Linked DNA regions of Mus musculus: region 1 is linked to region 2. A link is a loop called in an ENCODE intact Hi-C map of the cell type or tissue named here. Cell type or tissue: left cerebral cortex. All regions are shown on one strand. Each heading gives the region's core, and the rest is flanking DNA. Links, peaks and the distances in the headings are about the cores only. Region 1 has its middle 75 kb from the start of Kl. Region 2 overlaps Stard13 (StAR-related lipid transfer (START) domain containing 13).

What was found. Hi-C counts contacts between places; a loop is a spot of excess contacts. Peaks named below come from ENCODE experiments on the same cell type or tissue, not always from the same donor. Only the 100,000 strongest peaks of a DNase experiment are listed, where the experiment ranks them.
Region 1: it touches region 2 in a loop (6-fold over the local background); 2 of 42 quality-filtered maps call a loop at or near these places.

Annotation. Positions count from the first base shown.
Region 1 is chr5:151,024,571-151,029,954 of GRCm38, reverse strand. No RefSeq gene overlaps it. Among named protein-coding and RNA genes, the nearest start is that of Kl, 75 kb to the right of the region's middle. In left cerebral cortex, for the core only: no CTCF peak of the experiment used is centred there; a DNase peak (open chromatin) is centred at 2,574.
Region 2 is chr5:151,073,183-151,078,566 of GRCm38, reverse strand. Stard13 (StAR-related lipid transfer (START) domain containing 13) reads left to right here. Exons shown (of 14, transcript NM_146258.2): 4 at 5,203-5,266. Among named protein-coding and RNA genes, the nearest start is that of Stard13, 110 kb to the left of the region's middle. In left cerebral cortex, for the core only: a CTCF peak has its summit at 3,127 (motif pointing left); a DNase peak (open chromatin) is centred at 4,104; H3K27ac peaks cover 337 bases.

The DNA.
Region 1 (5,384 bases), core at 115-5,114, 49 kb after region 2:
TTGGCTCGTCTGTATAATCACATGCCATTGCTTCCCTTCCTGGCCATGTGCTTAGCACTACAGTTGCAAGGACGCCATTCTGTCACTTCTCCGACTTCAAGCTGACACATCCAGCTTGGTGGTCACCGGTTCCTATGTATTCCATAAACTTCTGCTCTGTCATTTCTTCCATGACCTTTCCTGACCATTCCCTGTTACAAACACTTGTTAAGGTATCTACTTCTTTTTAAAAATCGCATTTATGTATTTATCTAGTTAAAGCTAGGGGTGTGTGTGTGTGAGTGAGTGTGTGTGTGTGTGTGTGTGTGTGTGTGTATGCTCCTTCAGTGCTATTCATTCATACACACAAACCCTCTATGGAGGTCAGAAGACAGTTCCTCCTCCACATGGATCTCAAGTGCTTTTACCCAATGAACCCTCTCACTGGTCCTTAAAAAGTCCCTTGATGGTATGAAACAGACATTTACTTCTGTGTCCATAACTCTCCCATTTGATACAAACTCCCAGGACTTGGACTGTGTTTTCCTTAACTTCTCCCCACTGTGTAGAGCACCTCCTTCTGATGTATCCCACATCTGTAAGTCAGTGACCATGCATAAAGATAACAGGGGTCATAAAGAGAAAGCTCTTATGCAGGGTGTCAGGTCCAAAGGAAACTCCATCTCCTCAAACTCAGAAGGCAGAAGAGACAAATGGCTACCTGGGGTGCCTATTAGCATACTAAAGCACTCTCTCTGGTCTCCAGGCTCCCATGGACCACAACCTGGAGGGAAGAATCCAGAAGGTCCCTGGCATTTCTATCATGTACATTTCTAACCACAGATACAACGTTGAGCGGATGCCAGATGATTATGGAGCCTCTCGTTTCTAATTCTCACTCCACAGACCCCACCTGCCATTCTTGGACCAGTGTGCGCTCGCTAGCGCTCTCTCTCTCTCTCTCTCTCTCTCTCTCTCATTTACCTCCTCTGTAACCATACAATGGAGAGACACATTATCAATTTATACACAGGGAAATAGCAGAAGTCTCCAGAACCAAGAAAATAACTGAGATTTTGCATTTTGACAATTTCAACATAACCCAGCAGTGCAAAGAATAGTGAATTGGCTGGTATTCAAAAAAAAAAAAAAAAAAGCTAACTTGTTTCTAAAATGTTTAAACATGAAACAGTTGTTTTCAACAAATAGAAACCTTAATTAATTCCTAAGTGAATAAGTTAGAAAATAGCCACAGAAAGTATTTGAGACAACAAACTTAGGTGTTCAGTGACCTTACAAAATTTGTCTGTAAATTTTTAGTTTATTTATTATTTACATTTTATTATCTTTATTTTATATTTATTTATACCATATTCTATATTATATTATTTCTATTACATACAGTATTATTTATTATATACTATATTATTTATATTATATCATGTGTTTATATTAATATTTATTATATAATGTTTATATTATAGTATTATTATTTAAAATTAATTATTTTCATTGCTGTGATAAAAACCATGACCAGCAGCGGTTTGCATAAGAAAGGGTGCTCTGACTCACACTTCCACATTGTAGTCTATCATCAAGGAAAGTCAGGGCATCAATCTAGATTCAGGGAATGAAACAGAAGCCAAGGAGAAGAAAGCACTGTTCACAGGCTTGCTCCTCCTGGCTTGCTCCTTATGGCATGCTCATGGGTGGCAATGCCCACAGTGGGCTGAGCCATCCCACATCAATCACTAATCAAGACAATGTCCCTGCCTGTTAGCATTTTGTCTAAACTCCTCCCCACAGTTACCTGGCAACAGCCAGGTAGGCCTGACCCCACTATAAAAGGAGCTGCTTGCTCCCTCCTCCCTCTTTTGCTCTCTTATTCTCTTGCTCTTCCTCTCTCTTCCCATTCCCTTCCCCCGACCCTCTCTCCACATGCTCATGGCCATGGCTGGCCTCTACTTCTCTACTCTCTGTCTCTCTGCCTTTCTCTGCCTCTACTGCCCTTATAATTCCCCTCCCTATGCTCTGAATAAACTCTATTCTATACTATACCATAGTGTGGCTGGTCCCTCAGGGGGAAGAGATGTCTTAGCATGGGCCTGCTGAGACATCACCTTCCCCCATACTTCACCACACATCCCATATTCTTTCTCTATCTTTTTATAAGCACATCACTACAGACTTGTCCATCTGAAGGAGGCATATTCTCAACGGAGTTTCCCTGTTGCCAGATGACCCTAGCTTATGGAAAGTTGAAAACAGTAAAGCATAAGATGGAATAAGATGAAATCTAACCAGCACACAGTCTAATGAGAAGATGGCCAAGAAGCAATAAAAGTAGTTAATGAGATTAAAAAAAAAAAAAAAAACAGAAGAAAGAAACAGACAGTGGGAAGTTTCGCAGTTACAGACAGACAAGCAGGAGAAGGCTGTGGCAGAGACCTCTTTGGCATCATGTCTGCTACCTCAGTCTTCATCCTTTATTATACTAGAATTGCTAATATGACACGAATAGGAGCTGCCATTTAATCTGTACACTGAGTACCCATGCCTTATGTGTATGGGGGCGGTGCAGCGGCTTAGGGAACCGGCTGCTCTGAAAACTGCCCTTGCCGATGCCAGATGGCTGCATTTTCCAGCCAATTAGAGAGCTGCCTAGGTCGTGCATATGTTAGGAGCCTGCCTGCCCCAGACCCTAACACTTAATTATTCTGCCTAATGACCAAGGAGCAATCTTTATTTCAGGAGCTAAAACCTCTCAGACCTCTGCAGATGCTTTGGGGGTTCAGACACATTTCCCACTGGTCAGCCTTGATGTTTTCATCTCTTACCTGAACCACTGACAACTTCTGCCTGAGGTAGTGCATGTTACTGGGGTTGCCTCTGGGGTTCCTATTCTCATTAATAAAATAGCTTAAGAATGGGTTCAGAAGTAAGCTCAAAACAATTTAATTAGAATGAAAGCAAAAACAAAAACACTCTAGTCAAGCTGCAAATCTTGGCATAGCCCGAAGAGATCTGGAGAGAGAGAGACAGAAAGACAGACAGACAGACAGAACATTTTGCTGAGTTAGTATTCAGACAGGCCCTAGCTCATCAGAAACATAGCAGTTCTGAAAGCAGCCCACTGAGGCCAAGCTTTCTGGAAAAGAAGGATACACTATCCATACAAAGGGATAATTATTCCTCCTACCATTTTAGCAAAGCCCAATTAAGGTGTATCCGCTTTTCCAAGCAACAGTTTAGACCAGGTAACTGGCTGGCCCAGCTGGATTAACTCTTCAGAGAGAAGACAATAATATGACAAGACTCAACCTGTTGGGACAAGGGAAGGGACAACACAAGGGACAGAATTAACATTTGCTCACAGAGAGCCCCTCTCCCCAAACCCGGCCTTAGGGGGCCTGCTCACAGCCTGCCCTGCCTTGCTCTGATGTCTTGCAATGTCAGTAGTTACCAGCAGTTGGAAGGAAGGGATCCTAAGGAACCCAAGGCCACAGTGGATCTCAGGCCCAAATTCACTCAGTCTTCAGAATATGATGAGGCCATGAGTGAAGCCCGAGAGACACCAGTTCACCTTTAAAGAAGACTGGGTTTCACCAATTTATCAGAGGGGTGTGGTTCACCTGATGGAGATAATCACACAATGAGCCTGCATTGACTCATTTCCCAGGTTATCTAAATCTGGGTTATCTCACAGGAAACAGCACCACACTGTTTCCTACAGGCATACAGAAGAGCCAGCCCCTGCATGGGCCCTGGGAAGCCGGCGGTACTCAGGGCCTGCCTGCCTACCTTCCCTCCCTCCCTAGGTTCTCCCAAGGCTGGACAGGTTTGTCTCAGGTGCCCTTGCTCTACTTTGCTCTCTGTTGCTACAATGAACACTGTTACCGAAAAGCAACTTAAGGAGAAAGGGGTGTCCACCATCAAGGGAAGCCAAGGCAGGAACTTGGAAGCAGAAAACATGGAGGGAGGAACTAGGCTTACTGGCTTGCTCAGACAGCCAAGGGCCACCTGCCCAGGGATAGGACCTTCCTCAGGGAACTGGGCCCTCCAAACATCAACTAGTAATCAAGAAAATGCCCCACAAATGTGCCCATGAGCCAATCTGAGAGAGGCTGCTCTTTCCTGGTTCCCAGGAGTGACAGGTGGATGACCAAGAGCAGCCATCAGTCCCTCTGCTGTGTGGTGCTTTTCCCGACCCTATATCAGCACCAATCAGCCCACCTGTGGAAGACCTGACTGAGCTGCTCCACCACATATTTGCATAACTAAGCCTTTTATCTCTTTGCCGGGAATCTGAAGCTTCATCTCCTGCTACTTGGATTTCTGGCATCTGCAGCTATTTTCAGGATGAAGAGAAACCTGAAATTATGCCACAGCATAAAAAGGCCTTAACCTGAAGAGCGACCTCACTTTGTCATCAATAATGTTTGGGATGGATAGGGCTGTTTCTGTACCCCTACTCTACCACACCCCACAACTCCTACTTTCCTGCGGGCCTGGAAGATGTACTTTTCTAGAACATTCCAGGACAAGAGAGTTTTGCCTTGATATCAGAACACTTGCTGGCAGCCTCCTCCCACATGACCCCTACTTCATTTATTAAGTTTGTCATCCCTATAAGGACCTGGTAGAAATAACCTATGGAGAGGGAGAATTTTTATTTTTGGTTCAAAAGTTTCAGCCATTCACCTCAGGGTGGAAGCAGAGCAGGAGGAAGAGGGCAGAATTAGAAGCAACTGAAGGGCACTCCCCAGCTTCCGCCATTTCAATGATTGTCTTAGTCAGGGTTTCTATTCCAATCATGACCAAGAAGCAAGTTGGGGAGGAAAGGGTTTATTCAGCTTACTCTTCCACATTGCTGTTCATCACCAAGGAAGTCAGGGCTGGAACTCAAGCAGGTCAGGAAGCAGGAGCTGATGCAGAAGCCACGGAGGGATGTTCTTTACTGGCTTGCTTCCCCTGGCTTGCTCAGCCTGCTCTCTTATATAACCCAGGACTACCAGCCCAGAGATGGTCCCACCCACAAGGGGCCTTTCCCACTTGATCACTAATTGAGAAAATGCCTTACAATTGGATATCATGGAGGCATTTCCTCAACTGAAGCTCCTTTCTCTGTGATAACTCCAGCTGTGTCAAGTTGACACAAAACTAGCCAGTACACTGATCCTCAACAGTCCACTCAAACATGGACTGTGAACTAAATTAAACTGTCCATGCATGAGGCCTGAGTCCTGGAAGCACACACAGGGACACCCAGAGGTGCCCTCAGTAATCTAGTAGGTATTTCTCAGTCCCGTCAAGGTGACAACTATGATTAACTACAAAAACAGCTCAAGGCTGCCAAATCTCACCTTTGCACTTAGGAGAACCCAGAAGCCTTTGATTGTGGGAAG
Region 2 (5,384 bases), core at 90-5,089:
AAAATAATTAAACTATCTTTAAACTGGGCCATTTGCTTTCTTATTGTGGGTTTTAAGGTTATTTGAACACACTGTATAATTGATCAGATTCAGATAAACATTTCAGAAACGTTTTCTTCAGGTCTCCTTCCAGTCATCTCATCCTCTGTATGATCAGAACTTTTACATCTTGTCACTTGGATGCACCTTTGATGTTGAAAACAAAAAGTCATCACACACTCAAGGCCACTTAAATTTTGTCCTATTTTCATTTTGAAATCCTAGAGCTGCGCGTTTCTGTTTAGGGATGTGGTCTACTTGGAAGTCATCTGTATTAGGAGCAGAAAGTCTACCTGGATTGATTTTTTTTTTCATGTGACTATCTAGATGTTTCATGACCATTTGTTAAGAGATTACTTGTTATCTCTAACCTCAGCTTTGCTCCTTTGTACAGGTCAAGTGACTATATTTACTGGGCCTAGTTGGAGCCATGAACCCTGCCCCATTGATCCATTTGTCCACTTTCCCACTACTTATCCAACTTCATTGCTGTTTCTTCCTTATAAATCTTGACCTGGGGGGCCTGGAGGGAGGCTAATTCTCTATTTTCCCTCTCCTCTGTCCAGAATATGTTGGGACTCCTGTGTCTTTGGTTTGTCTGTACAACTATTTTTCTTTTAGATTATTTTATTTTGTGTGTTTGGATGTTTTTCCAGCATGCGTATCTATGAACCTTGTGTATGCCTGGTGCCTCTGAACTTCAGAGACCAGAGAACTGGAGTTTCTGCTGGTTGTGAGCTTCCATGCAGGTGCTGGAAACCAAACTTGGGTCCTCTGAAAGATCAACAAGTTCTCTTGACCACGGAGCAATCTTGTTAACTCCTATTATCAGTATTTTAAATTTGAGCCTCCTGGCATGCATGCAGTAGTAGTTCCTGATTTAAATTTGTATTTCTCCCATGACAAATAAATGTTGAACATATTTTTGTGTGCTTACAGCCATTTGTAGATTGTCTTTTAAAAGAATCTCCTCACAAAGTTAGACCATGTAAAAAAAAAATCAAGTTGTTTGACATCATCTGTTTAATAATTCTTTGTGTATTGATAGAGTGCTTTAGCAGATACTATGTATAGGGTTATACAAATAAGGTTTTCTGAATATTTTCTTCAAACAGAGAAGTAATTTTAACTGAAGGCATATTTTTGAGTTTAGGTGTGACTAAAAAAAACAAGCCTATGAAAATAAATCTGTCTTCCGGATTTCAAAACTAATAAAATGTCTCCATGTATCATGAATACATAAAGTATATTTAAGTAGAAGAATGAGCCTTTTGATGTTCCTGTGCCTGTAGTAAATCAAAAATCTTTTTCAAGAAATCAAATGGTTTGTTTGTGCCTCCAGCCACAATGGAGGAACACGTGTGCTAGATAAGTATATTGGATAAACAGTGTGCATCCTTCCCTAAACAAAAGAAGAGCTGCCAAAGGGACAGTAGGAACGCCTTTTAATTAACATACCACTCTTAGGTGGAGCTGTTAACATCTGTGGAACTGGCCAGAAAGACAATCCGCCAGTCACAGCAAATCCAAGAAGGTCCCAAAGCAGCTGTGGACTCTGATCAGCCTCTAAAACAGAACTGTTTACTTGTTTGACACCATCATGAGTGCACAGTCTGTCTGAAGCATCCCGTAGCATCTTAACATAGCCTCAACTTTGATGACATGAAATCTAGCTTCCGTCTGTCTGCCCTGTCAATGACTGAAATGAGAACTGTCTTATATCTATAAACAGATGTTGGGATTCATTGGGAATAGGACTCATCCTGGTGCTCTGCTGGAACTAGAGGCAGATATTGCTTGGTTTTCTGTGGGAGGTGAGAAGAGGATAAATTACAACCAAAGAGGCAAGACTTCAGGACTATCACAGACGTTTACTTGACCAGATTTAGTGAGCAATGGCTGCCAAGCCTGAGAGTCAGTCTCAGGTTGACTCTTTTCTAGTGTGGATGGCTGGCCTAGTGGTGGTGTTTAGTCAAGACAAGGCAGTTTTGAAAAAAGTGCAGGGTTCAGTTTTAGTATTTGGACCTGAAAAACCTAAAGGAGCCTGCACACTGTCAAGAGCAATGTGTGTTTGGAAATGTAACAACTCCAGGGCATTTCATGTCATTAAAGTCTAGTATACTTTGAGATGCTTCAGTACGATCATGTACAATAAAAACAGTAATCCTCAGGTTTGAATTCTAAATATGCATTTTAATGTGCTCTCTATAAAGACAGTATTTACATGCATTTGTATGCAAGAGGTCTGTGCTTCTCTGATAAGAAGGCAATGAGTGGATTCACAGTCTTCAATGCCAAAGATAATGTCAAGTTGTAATTGTTGCCCACTGCTGGAAATAGAGCTTTGCTTAAAACAAACTATATGATTTGATAATTAGGAAAACATTAATTAAAAAGAAAAACATACAAACAAAGAACCTGAAGGTCCATCAGCAAGCTATATTTTCCACAATATGAAAAACTACTCACCAAGTAATTGTAATAATTAGTTCTGTGCTTAACAACATAGATCTATCCTAAAACAAACAAACAAACAAATGTGCTGAACAGCAACAATAAGAATTCATACACTAAAAATCACATGCTGTTATGAAATATAAATTGTGGCATAATGTGGCAGGAGTAACAGAGTACCTGGTGGGACTCTGCCAAGGTATCCCCCTGAGAAATCATGCCATATGACAGACCTAGTATAAGGAAGAGAGCAGGAGTGGGGACCTGGAAAAGGGGTAGAGGCAAAGAAAAGGGGGAGACAGAGAAAGAGAGGCCAGCTGAGAACACATGGGAACAGAGAAAGAAAGAGAGTGTGGAGGAAGGGGGCCTGGGGTAGCAATCAGATCTCTTATACACTACTACACTGTGCAGGTAGTAATGGCAGTGGGTGATGACTATAACTGTTGCTAGGTAGCTGTTGGGTGAAGCCTAACAGAATTATCTGTAAGCCAACACAACTAGGTGCTGGTGAGGTGGCCCAGAAGTCTGAACCTTTTGCTCTTGCAGAGGACTCAGGTTTGGTTTCTAGCACCCATATGATAGCTCACAACTGACTCCAGTTCTAGGGGATCCAGTGCCCTCTTCAGGCCACTGCAGGCACTACATGCATGTGGTGCACATACACACTTGTAGACAAATACTCACTATATCTCTAGTCTGGGTAATTTCCCTCCCACAGGTGCAGCTAGCAGTGAGCTACTCTGTCAGAAACAGGACCCACATGACAGTCTGTCTACATTCTAAGTATCAGTATCTCCAGTTTTTTACTCCAGAACAGAAGACTCCTTCAGAGGAGTCTCAATTGTAAGAAACACAATCAGCTTACGATAAAACACAAAACAAGAGTGGTAAATCCAGACTGGACCTGAGAGACATCTGTCAGATAGACTGAAGGCCATCTGACGGGGTTTATATAATTGGAGATATTTGGTATAAACACAAGAGTACTAAGTAAAAATCTATATGGGTATTAGCTCTAGAGGCACTAAAAAGTTGAGAATGGAAAAAAATTAACTCAAGTATGATGCACACGGGACTAGAAATTTATGGTTGTAATAAACATGAAGGATGGATTTATCAATAATGTGTGATGCTGTAACACAACTGTATGTGGATCAGGCAAAGGGGGTAGGAATGGAGATTGGAAGAGAGTGAATCTTCAGCTTCCAAAGAACAAATTCAATGTGTAATCACCCAAATTGGAAGGTCATGAGGTAACAACTAAAAAGCCAAATGAGAGAGTTAAAGGAACTGCTAAAACATTGGCAAAGATAGAAGGCACCATACATGTAACTGAAGCCACATGCAGACTTAAAAAAAAAAAAAAAAAAAAAACAACCAAAAATAATAAAGGTGTTTGCCAAGAGATCACATGAAATAAGATGGCAGAACATATGAAAATTGAGGATGTTCTCAGCAAGTTAAGGCAGTAAAAGGAAGGGGAGATTGGGATGTAGTAAGCAGTGGATGAGAGGCAGGCTAGGAAGAGGAGGGTTGCTTGCTTGGTTAGTCAGAACTCAACAGAATGAGCCCAGAGAGGAAAGCTGTTGCGAGAATCCGATATATAAATAGCAAAGACTCAGATACCACAGTGGATGTTGTCATCAGAAACAAGAGTGAAGAGCTAGTCAGAAAAACAAAAGGGCTGTCTTTCCCTTGGAAAAACAAAAGCAGCCAGAGCAGTGGGTAAACAGGGAGACACAACTTGGGAGGGAGGAAAGGAACACCACAAGAACGCATGCCTGTTCCTCGCTGGTTTGATTGTCCTTCTCAGTGGCAGCTGTGGCAAAGTCATCAGGTGTGGGACTGAATCTCCGATGGTCTAGGTTTGAGAGCCACATGCAAGGCGGGAAGACAGCTCAGGAGCAATGTTAAGAGACCAGCTGAGAGTGAAAAGCAAATGTATTTATTAGTTGACACATGCTGCCTTGGCATGTAGACTGGGCAGTTTAACAGTCTGAAAGGCCGGAACCTTCAAGGTCATGGATTTTGGTTATTTGGTTATCTCCCTCCTGGCAGAGGAAGCCACCGTCTCCCCGTGTCCTTAAATGGGAGATGGGAGAACAAACCTGTATACCCTGGTGTCTCTTCCTACCCACACTGTAATTCCAGAGGATGGAGATTCCTCCTCATTTGGCTTTAGTGACATCCTTACTCCAACCTACCAGTTACACTGGGGCTGTGGCTTCAACATACAAGTCTATGAGAAGTCAGCATGAGTAATTTATCACTGAAGTGTAAATTGTGTTCCTATGTGTACTTACTGCTGCAGAGCAGGAGGGAAACTAAAAGAGGAAAACGTGGTTGAGGGGATCCATGCCATGATGTTCTGGACAGGAGTGGACAGCGGCAAGGAGCAAGGGGCTGGTGAAAAATAGTTCAAATGACCGCAACAGTTTCTAAGAGCAGTAGAATGGGAAACCAGAAATGGCCTGGGTTTAGACCAGGAAAGCGGTTGGGGATTAGTAGGCTCTCTCATCAAGAGGCTAGAGCACAAAGTGAAACTTTATTAAATCATTTTATAGAGCGCTTTCTAGGGATGTAGCAATGCAGCGCTGCCTTCCAATATAACTAGTGGATTCTTCACTTTTAGATTTGCCAGAAATAAAGGTTAGCAGGCTGGAAGATTTGGGTCCATTAGTAAATCATTGAATTTTCCTTTCTTTTTAGACGACTTAATACGTTGAACAAGTGTGCCTCAATGAGACTTGATGTGAACTTCCAAAGGAAAAAGGTGGGTGTGCCTTGTGGAGACCATGACCACACCAACAGAACAGTCTGTATTCAGAGACTGGGAAAACATGCAGGGCTGGAGAGCTGGCTCAGTAGTTAAGAGCCCTTGCTGTTCTTCC